2 separate regions of the Homo sapiens genome follow, and region 2 is linked to region 1. A link is an interaction called in ENCODE POLR2A ChIA-PET data of the cell type or tissue named here. Cell type or tissue: Caco-2. All regions are shown on one strand. Links, peaks and the distances in the headings refer to the core of each region. The heading gives the core; the rest is flanking DNA. Region 1 overlaps PSMB7 (proteasome 20S subunit beta 7). Region 2 has its middle 120 kb from the start of LHX2.

Region 1 (4,390 bases), core at 81-4,080:
AGCCTGACAAGGCCCAGGCAGAACCAGAAGGAGATCCAAGGAAGTACAGAGTGCTCTTGTTCTAGGAAGTTTAAAGATGGCCAAAATGAGGCAAATTTCAAATGATGCAAAACTCCTGCAAAACGGCCAGGTTAGCTTAGCTCAGCAAGCATCACGAGCGGCCTGCTATGAACACACCGCACACGCTGTGCTGAACAATGGAGACAGGCCTGAACACAGAGCCTGCCCATGAGAATTGTGGAGCCCAGAAGGGGAAACAAGGAGATAATCTCATTACAATGAGGTAAGAGCTAGCTAGAGACAGGCCTGACAAAGGAGCCACAGATGGACACGGGTCTCGTGGGGTGCAGGTGATGGAGACTGGGCAGGGTCTTGTAATACAAGTGAAAGGTAGCCAAGTCAAAGGGCAGACGTGTAGGCAGGAAGAGAGCCATGAACATGGGAAGGAGAAAGGTGTGGTCGAGTAGGTAGTTCAGTGTGGCTGATTGCCAGAGAACCTCACAGGCTATACAGACAGCCCACCCTTTATGCTAAGCAGCAGGAAGACACAAAAATTTCTACCTGGAAAATGATGTACAGTCATGTACCACGTAACATTTTGGACAACAACGGACTGCATATACAACAGTGGTCCCATAAAATTATCATGAAGCTAAAAAAACTCCTCCAGGCTGGCTATAGTGGCTCACACCTGTGACCCTGTAACGCTGGGAGTCCTGAGCTCAGAAGCTCGAGACCAGCCTGGGCAACATAGTGAGACCTTGTCTCTATAAAATAAAAGAAATTAGCCAGGTGTGGTGATGTGCACCTGTAGTCTCAGCTACTTGGGAGGCTGAGGCAGGAGGATTACTTGAGCCTGGGAGGTTCAGGTTGCAGTGAGCTGTGATCGTGCCACCGCACTCCAGCCTGAGAGACAGAGCAAAACCTTGTCTCAAAAAACGAGAGAGAAAGGAGAGAAAGAGAGAGAGATTACTATCACTTTCTACCTTCCAGTGAGGTAAGATGTGGACGCAAAAGACGGTGATACTGATGGCCCTGGCCCTGCAAAGGTCTACACCAATGTGTGTGTGTTTGTGCCTTAGTTTTTAACAAAACATCTAAAAGGTAAAAAAATTAAAAAAAAATTTTTTTAATAGAGAAAAGCTTATAGGCCAGGCATGATGGTGCATGCCTGTAATCCCAGCACTTTGGGAGGCCAAAGCAGGAGCATCACCTGAGGTCAAGAGTTTGAGACCAGCCTGGCCAACATGGTGAAACCCCATCTCTACTAAAAATACAAAAATTAGCTGGGCGTGGTGATGCGAGCCTGCTGTCCCAGCTGCTGAGGCAGGAGAATCGCTTGAACCTGGAGGTGGAGGTTGCAATGAGCTGAGATCATGTCCTGCACTCCAACCTGGGCAAGACTCTGTCTCAAAAAACAAAGTCTATAACAAAAGAGCTTATAGACTAAGGATATAAAGAAAAATATTTTGTACAGCTGTACAATGTGCTTGTGTTTTAAGTTAAGCGTTATAAGGGTCCAAAAGTTTTTAAAATTTACAAACAAGTAAAAAGGTTACGGTAATTACCGAAATTTTTCTGTGTGTAAATTTAGTGTAGCCTAAGTGTCCAGTGTTGATAAAGTCTACAGTAGTGTACAGTAACACCCTAGGCCTTCACCTTCACTCACCACCCACTCACTGACTCACCCAGAGCAATTTCTAGTTTTGCAAGATCCATTCATGGTAAGTGCCCTAGACAGATACACCATTTTTTATCTCATACTATACATTTACAGTACCTTTTCTCCATTTATATGTTTAGATACACAAATACTTACTGCTGTGTTACAGCTGCTGACAGTATTCAGCGCAGTTAACATGCTGTACAGGCTTGCAGCCCAGGAGCAACAGGTTGCACCATAGTGTATAGGTGTGCAGAAGGCCAGACCATCTAGGTTTGTGTAAGTACATCCTATGACATTCACGTGATGACAAAATCACCTAAGGATGCATTTCTCAGAATGTGTCCCTGTCGTTAAGCAACACATAACTATAGTTCGACTTGTGCTTTTTGAAACTACGACAGGGAAGCCGTGGGGGAGGAAATGCCAAAGGCAGGAGACCAGAGAGGAGTTGATGATAATATTCTCAATGAGAGATGGTGGCGGGGCAGCAGGGCCAGGGAGGAGGATCAGCAGCAGAGCAGATGTGGGTGAGGAGGAAGCAGCAGCCAGGTGAAAGTGCAGGATGGAAAGATGTGGAGGGTGCCACCTGGACTTCTAGCCTCAGTCATAGGTGCTGACCACCCCTCTGAACAAACACAGCCTTTACACAAAGGCCTTTCATAACTTCTTGGCAATTATTTTTCTGGTGGTTGATGAGAAGACAATGGCTGACTTCTCATCAACCCACCCAAATAGAAATGATTCTATTTCCCCCCACTGCACCAGGAGGAGCTAACGCAGATACTTCTCCATGAGACCTCCAGGCATACACAGCATTCGGATAAACTCTCTGTTACTTAGGTGGGAGGAGGGGGTCTCAAAAAGGCATAAGGAAGCTTCAGGGCTCTGGAACTGATGAATATAGTCACTATATTGACTGTGGTCATGGGGGGCGGGGGAGGCAATGCTTGACAGAGGCAAAGAATTTGACAGAATAAAGATATGAATCTAGTCCTGTTACTTACCAGCGGTGTGACCTCAGTGATAAAAGTCACTCCACATTTTTAAGTTCCAATTTCCCCATCTGCAAAGGAGGACCTAAAACCCCCAAGCACCAGGATGGTCATGAGGATGATACGAAGTGTCATGCACAGGAGATGCTGGGCCACGGTGCCTGCAGTGCAGGAAATCCACAATGAATGCTAACTTCACCTGATCCTACCCATCTCCAACACTCACAAACACGATTACCAAGGCAAAAGGCTTCAGGGCTACCAATGTGATAGGCAACTGATACGAACTTAGTACTTCTTTTTCTCAACCCCCATTTAAAAGCAAATCAATTATGACAGCGGCCATCATACTGCAAATGAAATTCAACATATTGCCATAAAATCTTTGTTCATATGCACATCTTCCATGTAGAATTACCGCCATTTCGGTGAGAAGTGTAAGTACCACATTTTCATTTATTCTCTTTCACCAAAAATTATATTCTAAAAAGACACAGAAAAAGAAGGCAGACTTACTGTGTGCAGGCTCTGTGCCAAGTACCCAATTCCACACATTTACCCAAACAACGCTTTAAGGTGATTTGGTTTTTTCCACCCAAGAAAACAAAACCTCCAGTCTCCAAAAATACAAATGATACCATCAAGTCTTTAAGTAAATTTAATTTATAAATCACTTGCGGGTTTCTCTTTTTAAAGTACTTTACCTCTAAAATTATTTCACAGTTGCAAATATATTGCTTAAATTATGCTACCCTAACATTCCAACACTCATCTGGCTTGTTACATTTGGTAAAATTAAACACATCCTGATGAATTCCTCTACTACAGAATCTAGTCATCGAATCCCACGGCAAAGAGCTATCAAATTCACTGCATCAAAACTACATCCAAACATTGACATTTCCCTAAAATACATGTAATAAAACCTCTCAGCAAACAGAATCAGTCAAATTATTTTCGGCCACCCCGTATGTCAATCAAAAAGATATCATTTAATTTTCCCATCTGGCCATTTGTTGATTGTAAATCTTAACTGAAACTGACCAAGAAATCAAAAGCAATTTAATTTTCTTTGAAAGTTTCAGGACAAGAGGTAGTCAGAGACTCAGAGAGTAAACTCTTGTTATACCTGATAAGCATTTTACAAACACTGTCCTCGTAATGATCCCTTCAAGTACCAACTTCAGGCCATTTCATGAGAGTGAGTTTTACATCTTACAAACTGGGGCTACAGGGGTTACACAAGAGGCAAAAATCAATCTTCCAACCCAGGCCTCTTCAGAGCCCACGTGTGCACACTCCACCCAGCCCATTCTTACCGCTCTATCCCCTAATTCCATTCAGCTGAGTTAAAAGCCAGTGTATTTGTCAAGGAACCAAAGTTAATGAGTCTTTATGTCTTTTTAATATTCTGTTATCACCAAGGTTCTGATTCTAGAAAAACTACATTCTAACATGACAGGGTGACAATGACGGCGAGAATGACCACATTCTACAGATAAAATATTCACTGCAAATATTTTTAAAAATCTGTACCACTAGGTGGAATTTTAAAATATCTATTTAGTACAACTTCCTATCATTTCTTGGTTTCTGCACAATTTCAGGGTGAGGGGAGGGTAGTATAAATTACCTAACAGACACCCACAAGTAACATTATCTGTTAAGGTTAAAACTTTAACTACCTTCCTGAGGTATGCTGCTGGGGTCTCATTACAGCAGGTAATCTCAC
Region 2 (4,390 bases), core at 271-4,270, 230 kb before region 1:
AGATGAACAAAGCCCTGGAGCTGCCTGCCCTAAAGGGAGATGTCAAACAAGGAGAATTTCGGGATCTGCCCCCATCGCTGATGCAGAATCCCTCCCCCTGGGTGCTGGTCTGTGGACCTTTCTGGGTTCAGAGCCCAGAGCCTGCCCAGGGTGTTCCCGTCCGTGAGGGGAGACTGGGCAGTGGCACTGAGCCAGCTTGCCAGGAAGGTCCCTCGGGCAGTCCCCGGGCTGGTCCTGGCTGACTAGAGCCACCATCACAGCTGAGGCGGGGAAACCTTGCCCCTTGGGAACTGGGCTGGCAGTGGCTCAGGGCATTACGCACCTACCCTCTTAGCAAAGCCATCCCTTCTCTCCGAGAGTTTCCTCCCTGAAGCTGTAAAAATAAGGTTCCTGCAGAGCCTGGTGGCAGAGCTGAGTTCAGGAAAGGGCACAAAGAAAAAATATACGGGAGGGAGAGGGTGAAGGGGCTCCAGCAGGGGCAGGCTGTGGTGCAGGAGGGTAGGGGAGGCCAGGGGTCATGGAGGACCACATTGGGGAGCTGCAGGGCGGTGCTCCTTTCCCTTGTCTGCACTAGTGAAGCTTTTCTCATGGGGCTCACGCCTGTGTGCTGCCGGACGCTGTCCATGTGGACACGTGTGCCTGGGTGCATGTGCTCGTGTGTACACGCACCTCTGGGGTCATTCTGCATGCTGGAGTCTATGTAGGTGACACAGGATTGCTGCAAGAGCTGAGGATAAATATGATAATGATATGCAAATTGTATGTGAGGCTTAGGAATAAGAGTAATAGAAGGCAGTGCTGGGTGCTCCTGGACCAGTCCCCTATGTGCAGGTTGGGCGCCATATTTATTCTTGTGCCAATGTCATGTACATTCCCTACCCCGCCCCCCACTCCATCCGCCCTTTGCCACCCGGGCTCCCACCTCCTGAGTTAGGATGAACTGGAAGAAAGGCATAGAGAGGCAGGAGCCCAGAGAGGGAGGGAAGGGGAGGGCAAGAGGAGAGAGGCTAAGATCAATGCGATGAAGAACTGAGATAAAGGAAGAAGAAGGAAGAGAAAAACAATAAGGGAAACGGGGAACGTGGGGATTCCGTGTGTGAATCCCCACCCCCAAAGCCCAGATCAAGATTCTGGAGTGGCCGCCTGGCTCTAGAGGCCCAAGTCCAAGTGTGGGGTGAGAGATGGGGAAGCAGAGGGGAGCGGGGGAAGGTACTGTGGTGAGTTCTAACCTGGACCCTTGTTAACGATCTTGAAATTCAAGTAAAGGCTGAGTTTAGTTTAGTTTAGTTTAGTTTAGTTTAGTTTAGTTTAGTTTAGTTTAGTTTAGTTTAGTTCAGTTCAGTTCAGTTTTGTTTTGTTTTGTTTTGTTTTGTTTGAGACAGAGTTTCAGTCTGTCGCCCAGGCTGGAGTGCAGTGGTGTGATCTCGGCTCACTGCAACCTCCGCCCCTGGGTTCAAGCAATTCCCCTATCTCAGCCTCCCGAGTAGCTGGGATTCCAGGCACGCTCTGTCATGCCCAGATAATTTTTTTTGTTTTTTGTTTTTTGTTTTTAGTGGAGACAGGGTTTCACCATGTTGGCCAGGCTGGTCTCAAATCCCTGACCTCAAGTGATCCACCCGCCTTGGCCTACCAAAGTGCTGAGATTACGGGCATAAGCCACCACACCTGCCCTGAGACTCTTTTAAAATTACTGTGTAATGGCTGGGTTTTGTGTTTTTGTGATTCTATGCTGAGACCAGGTCATTTGGGGCTACCAGCTATAGTCTCATCAGCTGTGTCCAGGGGAGATAGTTTGCATCTGGGTGGGAAAGCAGTTTTGAGAGTAAGGGGCCTTGTGAGCTAGATGGATGCTGCTCAGAGGTGTCTTCCAATGAAGGACATTCCCAACCTCGGTATCACAGCTTCCTCCCTGAGCATGTGCTTTTCTGTCCCCAGGCATTCCAGGCAAACAGAAATGCTAGAGAGCATCTAGGGACTCTGGGATTAGAGCTACTTGGGACTTCCAGCCTCATTTCCATATGGTCTCATCCTCAAAGAGCTTATATTCTCTTTTTTTTTTTTTTTTTTTTTTTTGAGACAGAGTCTTGTTCTGTTGCCCAGGCTGGAGTGCAGTGGTGTGATCTCAGCTCATTGCAACCTCCACCTCCCGGGTTCAAGCAATTCTCCTACCTCAGCCTCCCAAGTAGCTGGGATTACAAGCATGCACCACCGTGCCTGGCCTAATTTTTGTATTTTTAGTAGAGATGGGTTTCACCATGTTGGCCAGGCTGGTCTCGAACTCCTGGCCTCAAGTGATCCACCTGCCTCGGCCCTGCAAAGTGCTGGGATTACAGGTGTGAGCCACCACGCCTGGCCAAGAAGCTTATATTCTAATAGGGGACATAGAAACCCCAACTCCAGCTGACATGGCAAGAAGAATAGTAAAGACATTACAAGGCAGGAGTGGAGGGGAGCGCGTTGGCTGATCCGCCTGCGGGGAGAGAAGAGAAGCCACAAAGGTGGTGACCTTGAACTTGAGGAGGTATGAGCTGGAGATAGCCTACTGGGCATGGTAGAGGATTTCTTCCCGGGGCATGGGAACAGCATGTGCAGAGACAAGGGTGTTGAGGGGCCTGGCTCATCAGAGAAAGGCAAGTGAGGACCAGGAGCAGGAGGGGAGGGGGTAAGGCATGAAAGGAGAGGGTGGGGAATGAGCTGGTCATGTCAGGAAGGCTCGGAATCCCGGGGTCAAGAGAGAGCATTTTATCTTGAAAGCAATGAGGCGCCTTGGAGAGATGTGGAAGGTTTTTATCAGGGAATAATTAAGGGATTTTAGGAAGATGACTCAGCCTGCTGGGTGGTACATGGGAGTGGAGATGGAGGCGGAAGGGTCAGTCAGCGATGAGATAGTAGCTCACATTCACTGAGTACCATGCTGTGCCAAGCAGGATGGAAGCCCTTTATGTGCATAGTTTCCTCTTCCCTTCTCCACAGGCCGAGACAAGATCAGCACCCACACCATGCAGATGAAGAAACTGAGACTCAAGAGATGGAGTGAGGCCAAGCATGGTGGTGCGCGCCTGTAATCCCAGCACTTTGGGAGGCCAAGGTAGGTGGATCACTTGAGGTTAGGAGTTCGAGCCCAGCCTGGCCAACATGGTAAAACCCCATCTCCACTAAAAATACAAAAATTAGCCAGGCATGGAGGCACACAACTGTAATCCCAGCTACTGGAAAGGCTGAGGCACGAGAATCGCTGGGACCAGAGTGACAGAGGTTGCAGTGAGCCGAGATCACACCACTGCACTCCAGCCTAGGGGACAGAGTGAGACTCAGTCTCAAAAAAAAAGAAGAGAGCGAGAGATGGGGTGAATTTCCTAAGGCCATGCAGCTCGCAGACGGCTGCTGTGAGAGATCTGTCTGATTCCAGATCTCTCATTTTCTGTCTCCAAGCCTGGGGTGGAGCCTTTGGGCTCTGGATCCAGGCTGCCTGTGTTTGAGTCCTGTCTTCATCACTAATGTCACTGTGACATCCGGCAATTGACAGGTGAGCCCTGGTCCTTAAGGTCTTCCTCTGGAAAATGGGGTCCTAATAGCATCCACCTCATGTGGTTGTGAGAATGAAAGGCGTTGATATGGGCAAAGTGCTCAGCACTGTGCCTGGAGGCGGTGAGCATGCATTCTGTCAGGATCCCTAGGGGGCATGCATTGTCCATTGTGGAGCAGCCACAGCAGTCAGCATCGGCCGGAGGGCTGAAAGCTAGACAGGAAAAGTAGCTTGGAGGCTGGGTGCAGTGGTTCATGCCTGTAATCTCAGCACTTTGGGAGGCTGAGGCTGGAGGATTGCCTGAGGCCAGGAGTTCGAGACCAGCCTGGGCAACACAGTGGGACCCCATCTCTACAAAAAAAAAAAAAAAAAAAAAATCAAAGGCCGGGTGAGGTGGCTCACGCTTATAATCCTAGCACTTTGGGAGGCCGAGGTGGGCAGATCACGAGTCCAGGAGATTGAGCCCATCCTGGCCAACATGGTGAAACCCCGTGTCTACTAAAAATACAAAAAATTAGCCGGGCGTGGTGGCAGGTGCCTGTAGTCCCAGCTACTCAGGAAGCTGAGGCAGGAGAATGGTGTGAACCCGGGAGGCGGAGCTTGCAGTGAGCCGAGATCACGCCACTGCATTCTAGCCTGGGTGACAACGTGAGACTCCGTCAAAAAAAAAAAAAAAATTTAGCCAGATATGGTGGCTCATGCTGTGGTCCCAGCTACTCAGGAGGCTAAGACAGGAGGATCACTTGAGCCCAGGAGGCAGAGGATTCAATGAGCCGAGATCACTGCACTGCACTCCAGCCTGGGTGACAGAGCGAGACCCTGTCTCAAAAACAAACAAACAACAACAACAACAAGCAGCTTGGG

What was found. Peaks named below come from ENCODE experiments on the same cell type or tissue, not always from the same donor. Only the 100,000 strongest peaks of a DNase experiment are listed, where the experiment ranks them.
Region 2: POLR2A ChIA-PET joins it to region 1 with 8 read pairs; 2 of 35 experiments call an interaction of 5 or more read pairs at or near these places.

What each region holds. Positions count from the first base shown.
Region 1 is chr9:124,364,982-124,369,371 of GRCh38, forward strand. All of the region lies in intron 6 of PSMB7 (proteasome 20S subunit beta 7), which reads right to left. Among named protein-coding and RNA genes, the nearest start is that of PSMB7, 48 kb to the right of the region's middle. In Caco-2, for the core only: no CTCF peak of the experiment used is centred there; no DNase peak of the experiment used is centred there.
Region 2 is chr9:124,130,224-124,134,613 of GRCh38, forward strand. No RefSeq gene overlaps it. Among named protein-coding and RNA genes, the nearest start is that of LHX2, 120 kb to the left of the region's middle. RefSeq lists a silencer at 1,357-1,569. In Caco-2, for the core only: no CTCF peak of the experiment used is centred there; DNase peaks (open chromatin) are centred at 2,698 and 3,698.